2 separate regions of the Homo sapiens genome follow, and region 1 is linked to region 2. A link is a contact called in ENCODE Hi-C data. All regions are on one chromosome and are shown on one strand. Each heading gives the region's core, a stretch centred on a gene start or an enhancer-like site at or near the end of the contact. The rest is flanking DNA. Distances are from core to core; before and after follow the strand shown. Region 1 overlaps COLGALT2 (collagen beta(1-O)galactosyltransferase 2). Region 2 holds the start of RNASEL (ribonuclease L).

Region 1 (5,075 bases), core at 274-2,773, 1.4 Mb before region 2:
GGGTTTAACCAGGATTAGGGTTTTATCAGGCATCAGTGGACGAGAATTGAAAATCTTGTGAAGGGGATGGTCAGGGAATTTCTGAATTGTAGACTGGAGTTTTAGAAATCAGAGTTGAAGAATTTGAGTGAGGTGGGAGAAGGGTTATGACGACAATGACTAACACTTATTAAAAGCACTGTGCCCATCTCTTTTCATGTGATAACTCATTTAGTACATTAGAAGCTGCACAGAGAATTTGGGGATGTGCTGCCTTCGGGAGATGAATGACAGGAGGCCAGATCTTATAAAGATGTTAGATTTAAATGGTCTATAAAGCATGAGGAGATTACTCTTGCAAATTACAGCATAAGGTGATAGGAAGTCTCAGGTACCTGCTCTCAGTATTGACATTTTGAGACAACAGTACATCATGTAAAAATTATTAAGATAATTGGACTTGAAGTTATGTCTAAAACTGAGTTCCAGCTCTGCCAATCACTCAGTATTTGACCTTGGACAAGTCTACATCTGGCTTGGTCTCAGTTTCTTTATTTGTAAAAAAAAAAAAAAAAAAAAAACCACCACAAAAAAGTGAAGATAAAATTACATGGTGACTATGAAAACACCTAGCAACCTGTTAAGCCCTTAAATATAGTGTTGAGTGTGACTGTTACAGTTGAGAACAGAGCTGTGCGGCGGAAGATTATTTTGACAACAGTGAGCATGATTAATTAGAATAGGAAAGACTGAGAGCATGTAAGTGTTTGAAAAAAATCAAAAACAGCCCAGGCATAGTGGGTAAGGACCCAAGCTAGGCTGCAACAATGGAAGAAGTTCAGGAGAAATTATAGAGAAGAAGCGGTAGGATTTGATCCAAGTACAATCTATCATGTACTATTCCAGACATGACTGGGCTTAAATGAGCTACTCTGGACCCAGCCCAGTTGCCTGGTTGGCTAATACCAGTGGCCACCAAGGACTAGCTCTGGGGATGATGTGGAATGGGAATTAAGAGCTCCGGTAAAGGAGTAGGACCTAGGTTCAAATACCAGCTCTATCAGCTCTGTGATCTTGGGCAAGTTATTTAATGTTTGTTTCCTTGTCTATAAAAATAGAGACACTCATACATATCCCATGGTACATGTGAACATTAAATATATGTGATTATATATGTCAAGTATATATGTGACATATATATATATCACTCACAGAACTCTGGGTTCTGTGAGTGATAAGACCTCTGTAACAATGGCTGTAATTATTCACATTAGATCTTGAAACTATCCCGAAAGCAATGAAGCCCATTGTCCCAAGTGGCAGTACAGGGAAGGATTATTTCCAGGAAGGGATTTAATGAGAGACCAGATCAATTATGAAAGATGGAGTCAGAAATGACTACAAACAGAAGCCAGGATATACCTAACCTTCAAGTCTGTTGTCAGCAAAGATACATCCTTCTCCCCACAGACTAAGTTTCTTAGGTCTGACTCACTGTATCACTTCCTGTTTTCCTCTGTGGCTTACTGCTGCCTTCAGTGGCAAAACCCAAGCACACTTCTCTGATATTTTTGCTCAGTGATGACTTTCGGGAGCCAACCACTTGTGGCTTTTTTTTTGCAACACTTGTCCTGTGAATGCAATGACTGCCTATGTTTGATGGAAACAAAGTGGCTAAAAGCAGTCTCTTTGGCTGAAATGTTAAAGCCACACAGGCCATGTGAGTCCAAAGGAGACCAGCAGCCTAGAATGGGTAACTCAAAATATAACATCTTCCCAAGTCTCAGGCCCCAGGAGGGAGAGTGAGACAGCTCCTCAGACAATATCATGAACAGGAGGAAGCTGGTACATTAAGCTTCTTTCTCTTAAAAACCTAACCGTGTACCTGGTGGACCCTCCCTATTGATTTTAAAAGAAACTAATAAGGAGTGGAGTGGAGCAGAAAGGACCAGAATATTCTCGGCTGCTATTGGGAAGACAAAGACATGCACTGCATATGCACAGAAATATGACTGTAAGTGTCAAGTTTGAAGTAATGAGACCAGCTCTTGTGTTTGGCCTAAGAACTCTGTCTCACTACGTTCTAGAATTTCACATCATTCGCCAATAAGTAAAATTGGATGTCAGGATTTCTCTATAATATTTCAGTGAAGTTAAACAGATCATACCCTTTGGACAGTATCTCAGGATGGGCAAAGTTATGCTGGAATATAAAAATCTGATTGGCTTCATACAACAATGGCTTATTTCTTGCTATCCAAGTCTGCAGAGCAGGTGTCTTTCCTGGGAGCTGCCCTTCATGTGTTGATGCAATGTTCCAGGCTGCTTCCAATTCACATCTGCTATCCATATCCACACATGCCGCTATGAGCACAGTGGTGGGACCAAGGGCAGTGTCGGGGGAGCCCTTGGAGAGTGGAGCAGCAGCACCACACTATAAACTTTCCCCAGAAAGTCATATAGCCCTGAGTAACTTCAAGGGCAAGAGAGTGTATTCCTCTCCTGTGCCTGGAATAGAGGTGAACAGATACGTTACAGTAGTCATGGCCATTACCCATAGTTCTTTCAACAACCCAGTTACCAGCTATCATTTTAAATTTTCTTTGTATTATCCCTTTAAGGAAAATCAAATGAGGACTTTGAATTTGTATAATACTAAACATTCTTCGAGGACTTTGAATTTTTATAATACTAAACATTCTTCAAGGCCTTTTCAGGTTTCTTAACCAATATTACTTCCAAACTTTAAAATACATAGTTTGCAAAGGAAGCTTTTTTAGAGTATCAAATAAATAAAACTTTCATTATTGAAGAAGTAGTGTCACTCCCAGCTGGAATCTTCCCATTAGACATGGGCCAGCTCTCTGTGGTTAGATCCTGTTAAAGCAATGGACCTTTTGCGCACCCACACCTAAACCTGCCCAGGTGGGATAAAAATAGTCCCCCACTTTGACAATTTTAAATGCAGAGAAAAAAGTGTTTTTCAGTAAAAATTCTAGCCTATTTCTGAGCTCTTTCATCATGGGCCATAGTAAGTAATAGCTAAGAGTTGTTGAGCATTTACTGTGTTAAAGTGGTGAGTGCTTTGCACGCAGGTCTCATTTAAATTTTATAACACAGATACACTTCTATTATCCCAATTTTACACCAAAGAAATGAGCTTAAAGAGGTCCCCTAACTCTCCTACTCCTTCGCAAACCAAGGTTTGGACCCAGATCATCCGACTCTGGAGCCCTTCCTCTTAACCATTATCCTAAACTGCCTCCCAAATATTCTTGAAATAAGTCTTAAGGGAAGTGGAGCAAATGTTGCAATCTCCATATAATCAAATGCTCCTGAAACCAGTGCCCTGACCAGCAGGGTTCCTGTGTGGCTACTCAATCCTGGAGAACTGCTGCCATTGTCCCCTGCCCTGTATTTCCAAGTTATATTCCAACCCTAGAGATCAGGCATGCGGATGGAATTCTGATTTCTGACCCTTTCATTAACAAAGCACTCTGCATGTTTCTTGTGTCTTCCAGTTGACCGTCCTCCAATGGAACCCTCCCAGTATGTCTCAGTTGTCCCTAAATATCCAGACAAGATGGGATTTGATGAGGTAGGAAAGGTGTCTATATGTGTGTGCACATGCACGCGTGTGCAGGCTTGTGTGTTCATTTTGGAACACAAGCCTGAGCTTGCATCTGAGAGCCAGCAAGACTGGCTTGGCTGCTGAAATGGCTCTGAGGTCTTGGGAAAACTACTTGGTTTTTGTTGTTCTCAGTTTCCTTATCTTAAAAAAAGGAGTATCATGATAAATGTAGTTAATCATTTACTTAGAAAGAAATTACCATTTAGTAATGAAAGTGAATTTGATATTTTCTAGGAGCAGATATTGTGATATTTTTAATCAACCTTTTTATCAAAATTCAAGAGTAAGATACAGAGGATACATGTTTTAGATATGGAGGACTTTAATTTTATTCTGCCACATCTGAGCAAGTGGAAACTATTCTGGAACTTTCTGTGCTTTCTTTTATTTCTACTATTCTTCCATGGAAAAAGGTTAGAGAGCAGGGTTGAGAGGACAAAGAAAGAAAAAAAAACATATTTGTTCTAAAATTCTGCCTTTCAGCAGGCAAGAACTTCCTAATAATATTCTAAGGGTAGTATTTATTATTAAGTTTTAGTTGTATAAAGAATGAAGCAGAAATATTAAGAGGTTCCCCTCCTGGTAATATGCGTAACAGATACTTGGCAGGGATTGTGACTCCACATCACTGACTCTCTCATGGGTGTCCCCTGTAGCTGCTGAACAGTATTCAGAAGGAGCTTGGTGGTCTAGAAGCTAGGGCAGTGCCTCAGGAGTCCACAAACTGAGAACTCTTCCATGGACTCTGGATATGTAACAGATCAGGCTTCGAGCTTGGTGCTAATTGCCACTGATTAATCGAAGGAAGATGCCTTATTTATCACATGGTAACATATACATACATATATGTACATGTCCCCAGAGTACAGCCTTCTCAAAGGGATTTGACGCTAGAACTGGGAATTAAGATTTCTTCCGTAAGACTGATTTGGAGCTATACTTCAGGAAGGGGGAAAGAATATTTCATGATTATTAAGTGGGGAAGAGTTAACAGCTACTATGGTATTTCCACAAAGGGCAGAATGAGAAGAGATGAGCTGCATGTAGTAGAGAGGAATAAGACTCATTTGCAAATAGTTTTTAAAAATGATCAGGGCTATAGAGAAGGTTGTCCCACACCCACAGTGGACCAGCTTCCACATGTTACTGTAGCTTTCCTTCCCTACAGCTCTCTCTCGGTTCCCTAGGTGAAAGGACCCAAGTGTCCTTACATAGATTCATTTCTCCTCCTAAAAACATTCCTATGAGGACCAAACCAAAGCAAATAAAATAAGACAAAACCAGGATCTTCCAGTTCCGGTCTTCTTTGGGCAGGACACGGTGTAAGGACTGGGTCACTCCTAGAGCCCTTCAGGAGAAGGCCAACTCCATGAAGTGGCACAGGCTCGGAGACTCTACTTTCCTGAGTCTGAGGTTAGTCACCTCTCCGTATGGAACAGAGATAGCATGGTAGAAAAAGGGCTTT
Region 2 (5,258 bases), core at 438-2,937:
GGAGTAGGGACAGGCAGGGACTGTATTATAACCTGAAATCATGATATGTTGGGTTTTTCAACTGTTTATGATCTATTTCTGCCTATTAAGATGCAAGCTCCTAGAAGAACTCTGTGAGGAACTGGTGTGGTAAATCATTCTATGCCAGATATGCAGAATAGTCACTGGTAACATAGTCAGTGCTCAATAAGTTTTTTTTTTTTTTTTGAGACGGAGTCTTGCTCTGTCATCCAGGCTGGAGTGTAGTGGTACTATGTTGGCTCACTTCAACCTCCACCTCCCGGGTTCGAGCAATTCTCCTGCCTCAGCCTCCCGAGTAGCTGGGATTACAGGTGCACAACACCACACCTGGCTACTTTTTGTATTTTTAGTAGAGACGCGGTTTCACCATGTTGGCCAGGCTGGTCTTGAACTCCTGAACTCAGGTGATCTGCCTGCCTTGGCCTCCCAAAGTGCTGGGATTACAGGTGTGAGCCACCACGCCTGTCCAACAAGTATTAATTAAATGAATAATGGGTTAAGGATTTTTGAACTTTGTCCTGAAAATGATGGTGGGTCAATGATGCAGGGTGGAACAATGGATGAAGGGCTAGGAAGCAAGTCATCAATTTCTTGCTATAAATGATGACAAGGACTCGAATGGTCATCCCTTTGTAGATGAAAGCAAGAGACTTGGTGTTGGGATGAGGATGAGGGGTGGCCTCCGGGTGATGGTGCCATCTGTGGAGATGGAATAAGTGGGAGGAGGGGCAGATTTAGGAAAAGATGAGTATTTCCATTTGACACATATTCAAGATTTGTAGGTCTAAAGCTCAGCAGAGAGGCTGGGGTTAGAGAGCGAGGCCTGGGAATCCCTGGTGTATAAGGGGTGGTAGAGGCCCCGGGTCTGGATGGTGTGACACAGGTGGTCGTCAAGTGACCATGCACTACTTGTTGTTCACAAGTCCCAGGGCTTTGTCTCCCCAGCAAGACTGGGTATTCTTTGGGGATGGAAATACTTTCCACTACAGCACTAAGTACACAGTACACAGCTCATTGCTAGGAAGATAGTCAAGAACAGAACTTGTAGAGCAGAAAGGAACCTTCAAAACCAAGTTATAGGAGAGAACTGAGGCCCTACATGGTTAAATCACATGCCTGAGGTCACTCAGCTAAGCAGCCACAGAGCTGGCTGTAGGATCAGGTCTCCAGACTGCCAGTCCGGTACCCTTCTGAGAAGGCCGCACTGCCTCAGAGCTGTGAGTTGAGTGAGCTGAGAAAGGTGACAGGGCTTGGGCTTTGGGCTTACTTAGCTTCTATGAGCCTGCGTTTCATAATCAACAAGATTGTCAGGGGTTAACTGGGACCATGCTGCATGTAAAGCATTGTGTCTGGAACACAATAGGTGCTCAATATGTGTTTACTTTCCATTCCTTTCTTCCAAGAAGACCAGAATTTGCAATGACAAAGAAAGGATGCAAGAGTGATGGATGCAGTTGGCTGCTGCCACCTGAAAGGCTGCAAGACTGAGAGGTGAGTGACATGACCCCGGGCATCACATTCCTCATCAGCAGACAGAAAGTGGCTATTGCTTTCCTCCAGAAGGTGTGCAAGTAGAAGCTTTGCTCCTGGTGCCAGAGTGAGCCTGTGGCTGCTTTCCCTCCCACACTCCTCACTCCTTTCTTGGCTCCGCCCTGCTGACTCAGTGACGCAGCAGGAGGAAACTGCTCGGGCTGCAAGCAGTCTTCCAGGCTTTGCGGCTGCCAAAGGAATAATTGAGACGTCTGAGTTGAGCAGGTAAGGCAGGCAGAAGGAGGAAAGCTAGAAAACCTCGATAAGTCGATCCTGAAGAATTCTTGGGCTTTGGAGACTGGAGAGGCCAGGGGCTGGAGGACTTGGGAAGTGGGAGGGGAGCTCCCAGCCCTTGGCTGCCCGGAAGGATCTTCCTCCAGTGCCCTTCCAGAGTTCTGTCAGAGTCCACACGTCATTTATCCATGTCCTCAGTTTCTCAGGCATCTCTTTGCGACTTACTCAGGTCGCACAGAGAAAGTGAAATTGAAAGCAGGATTGTCTGTTGGAGTACTTCCGCAGGCTCGTCTCTTCTCTACTCTGATGCGTCACTCAGGGCTTCCTTGATATTTCCTCTCCTTCCCGGCTCCTTTGTTTATACCAGCCCACCTCACATCTGATTGTAATGGGGACGGTCTACACAAACACTTTGGTTCAAAGATTTCATTGCCTGGTGATCGTGTATGTGTTGCACAATTAATTAAACTTCTAAGAGGCTAATCAATTAACCTCTGAGGCTTTGAAACTGTCAGAGTGGTGAGATTGCTGAAAAAGGGTTGCTTCGTGAATTCTATAGCAGATGCAGTTATTTAAATATTCAGGTAACAGTTTCGGGCTGTCTGATGATTGAACTGGATCTGTAATTCTCAGATCTGATTGACAGTTGGACGAAATTGATAGCTGCCAGTTGCCTATTCGTGTAGTAGCTATATGCACATGTGTAGGGAGAATAGAATTCACTAAGCAATTTATTTTTTCATAACGGGATATAATTAGCTCTAACATTCATTGAGTGGCTAATATTTGCAACACTCCATACTTTAATGTACTTTACACACATGACTGTATTTATTTTTGTCTCCATTTCAGGAAATAGAAAATTGAGATTCAACAATCCAAGGTTACAGGAAGTAATAGTAAAAAATTACACAGCCACAAGCTCAAACTTAGATCTCCCTAAGGTCAGAGTACAAGCTCTTTTCACTACTGCAGATACTCCTTGACTTATGATGGGGTTACATACAGATAAACCCATCCTAAATTGAAAATATTGTAGGTCAAAAGCACATTTAATACACCTAATCTACTGAACGTCATAGCTTATCCTAGCTTACCTTAAATGTGCTCAGAACACTTACATTAGGCTACAGTTGGGCAAAATCATCTAGCTCAAAGCTTATTTTATAATAAAGTGTTAAATGTCTCATGTATTTATCGAATGCTATGCTGAAATAAAAAACAGAATGGTTGTATGTGTACTTGAAGTGTGGTTTCTACTGAATGTTTATTGCTTTTCCACCACTGCAAAGTCAAAAAATCATAAATCAAAGTCAAAAAACATAAGTCAGATATTGTCTGTACTTTAAATAGGGGCACAGGGTTGTACAAAGAGGACATGCACAGAGTCAGCAAACACAGTGATCAACCTTCCTGGTGACATAAGAAATGCAAAGGGAAAAAAAGCCAAGAAATATATTTTTCTTATTGAATGAGGGTTCTTCTTTTTTTATTGATAAATAATTGATGTGCATATTTTCATGGTCTTTTTTTTTTTTTTTTGGAAGCCACCTATCTCTGGTAAGAATATATTTATATGACATTGAAAGCAATTTGTTAATATAGGTTAAGAATCCTAAATACAATCATATCTTTTGAATAGTCATTAAATTCTTTGAAGTCTATCATATGAAATCTATCATAAGATCTATCGAAAGAAAATAAACTAAAATAAGCTGAATTTGCTGCAACATCATTTAGATTTTTTAAATTTTTAATTTTAAAAAACCCTTTAAAACTTATTTTTGAAAACCACTCAGTAATAGAGAAATGAAACAACTGTATGATTTCATATTACATAGTCATGAAAAATGTTTTACAAGACTTTGCAATAACACAGGAAATGACTTATAGTATGGTATTAAATGAAAGGAAGTAGGATACAGTTACTTACAGAGTATAATTCCAAATGTCTTAAAAAATATATAGAAATACACTAAAATATTAACATTGGCTGTTTCTGGGCATTGGGACTAGAGAAATAATTTTCTTATTTTGAATTTACATATATTTATAATATTCTGTAATTTAAAAGTTTTATAAGAAATAAATATATGTATTTAGAAAAAATGCTAATATAATTAATTTCTCTGATTCAAGTGTTTTCTCCCTATTGTAAAATTACAAAGCACCTCTCTTCGTTGCCAGGTGGAATGTCAGAAGACTGAGAACATTGTTCCTTCTTCATACTGCTGCTCTGTTGCCAGAGAATCCCAATTTACACTCAAAGCTTCTTTGATTAAGTGCTAGGAGATAAATTTGCATTTTCTCAAGGAAAAGGCTAAAAGTGGTAGCAGGTGGCATTTACCGTCATGGAGAGCAGGGATCATAACAACCCCCAGGAGGGACCCACGTCCTCCAGCGGTAGAAGGGCTGCAGTGGAAGACAATCACTTGCTGATTAAAGCTGTTCAAAACGAAGATGTTGACCTGGTCCAGCAATTGCTGGAAGGTGGAGCCAATGTTAATTTCCAGGAAGAGGAAGGGGGCTGGACACCTCTGCATAACGCAGTACAAATGAGCAGGGAGGACATTGTGGAACTTCTGCTTCGTCATGGTGCTGACCCTGTTCTGAGGAAGAAGAATGGGGCCACGCCTTTTATCCTCGCAGCGATTGCGGGGAGCGTGAAGCTGCTGAAACTTTTCCTTTCTAAAGGAGCAGATGTCAATGAGTGTGATTTTTATGGCTTCACAGCCTTCATGGAAGCCGCTGTGTATGGTAAGGTCAAAGCCCTAAAATTCCTTTATAAGAGAGGAGCAAATGTGAATTTGAGGCGAAAGACAAAGGAGGATCAAGAGCGGCTGAGGAAAGGAGGGGCCACAGCTCTCATGGACGCTGCTGAAAAAGGACACGTAGAGGTCTTGAAGATTCTCCTTGATGAGATGGGGGCAGATGTAAACGCCTGTGACAATATGGGCAGAAATGCCTTGATCCATGCTCTCCTGAGCTCTGACGATAGTGATGTGGAGGCTATTACGCATCTGCTGCTGGACCATGGGGCTGATGTCAATGTGAGGGGAGAAAGAGGGAAGACTCCCCTGATCCTGGCAGTGGAGAAGAAGCACTTGGGTTTGGTGCAGAGGCTTCTGGAGCAAGAGCACATAGAGATTAATGACACAGACAGTGATGGCAAAACAGCACTGCTGCTTGCTGTTGAACTCAAACTGAAGAAAATCGCCGAGTTGCTGTGCAAACGTGGAGCCAGTACAGATTGTGGGGATCTTGTTATGACAGCGAGGCGGAATTATGACCATTCCCTTGTGAAGGTTCTTCTCTCTCATGGAGCCAAAGAAGATTTTCACCCTCCTGCTGAAGACTGGAAGCCTCAGAGCTCACACTGGGGGGCAGCCCTGAAGGATCTCCACAGAATATACCGCCCTATGATTGGCAAACTCAAGTTCTTTATTGATGAAAAATACAAAATTGCTGATACT

The links. Hi-C counts contacts between places; a loop is a spot of excess contacts on that map. Pooled maps may share reads with other maps.
Region 1: a pooled map shows a loop between it and region 2 (3-fold over the local background). The contact joins the enhancer-like site here to the promoter of RNASEL in region 2. A Hi-C loop is called at or near these places in 2 of 50 pooled maps.

The regions. Positions count from the first base shown.
Region 1 is chr1:183,953,264-183,958,338 of GRCh38, reverse strand. It overlaps COLGALT2 (collagen beta(1-O)galactosyltransferase 2), which reads left to right. Exons shown (of 12, transcript NM_015101.4): 7 at 3,501-3,577. Among named protein-coding and RNA genes, the nearest start is that of COLGALT2, 82 kb to the left of the region's middle. RefSeq lists a silencer at 2,343-2,507. Within about 2 kb of position 1,523, at least 5 of the 41 ENCODE cell types and tissues checked have a DNase peak (open chromatin) inside an H3K27ac peak, as active enhancers do.
Region 2 is chr1:182,585,685-182,590,942 of GRCh38, reverse strand. It overlaps RNASEL (ribonuclease L), which reads left to right and starts at 1,687. Exons shown (of 7, transcript NM_021133.4): 1 at 1,687-1,776; 2 at 3,973-5,258. The coding sequence starts at 4,137. RefSeq lists an enhancer at 1,812-1,971.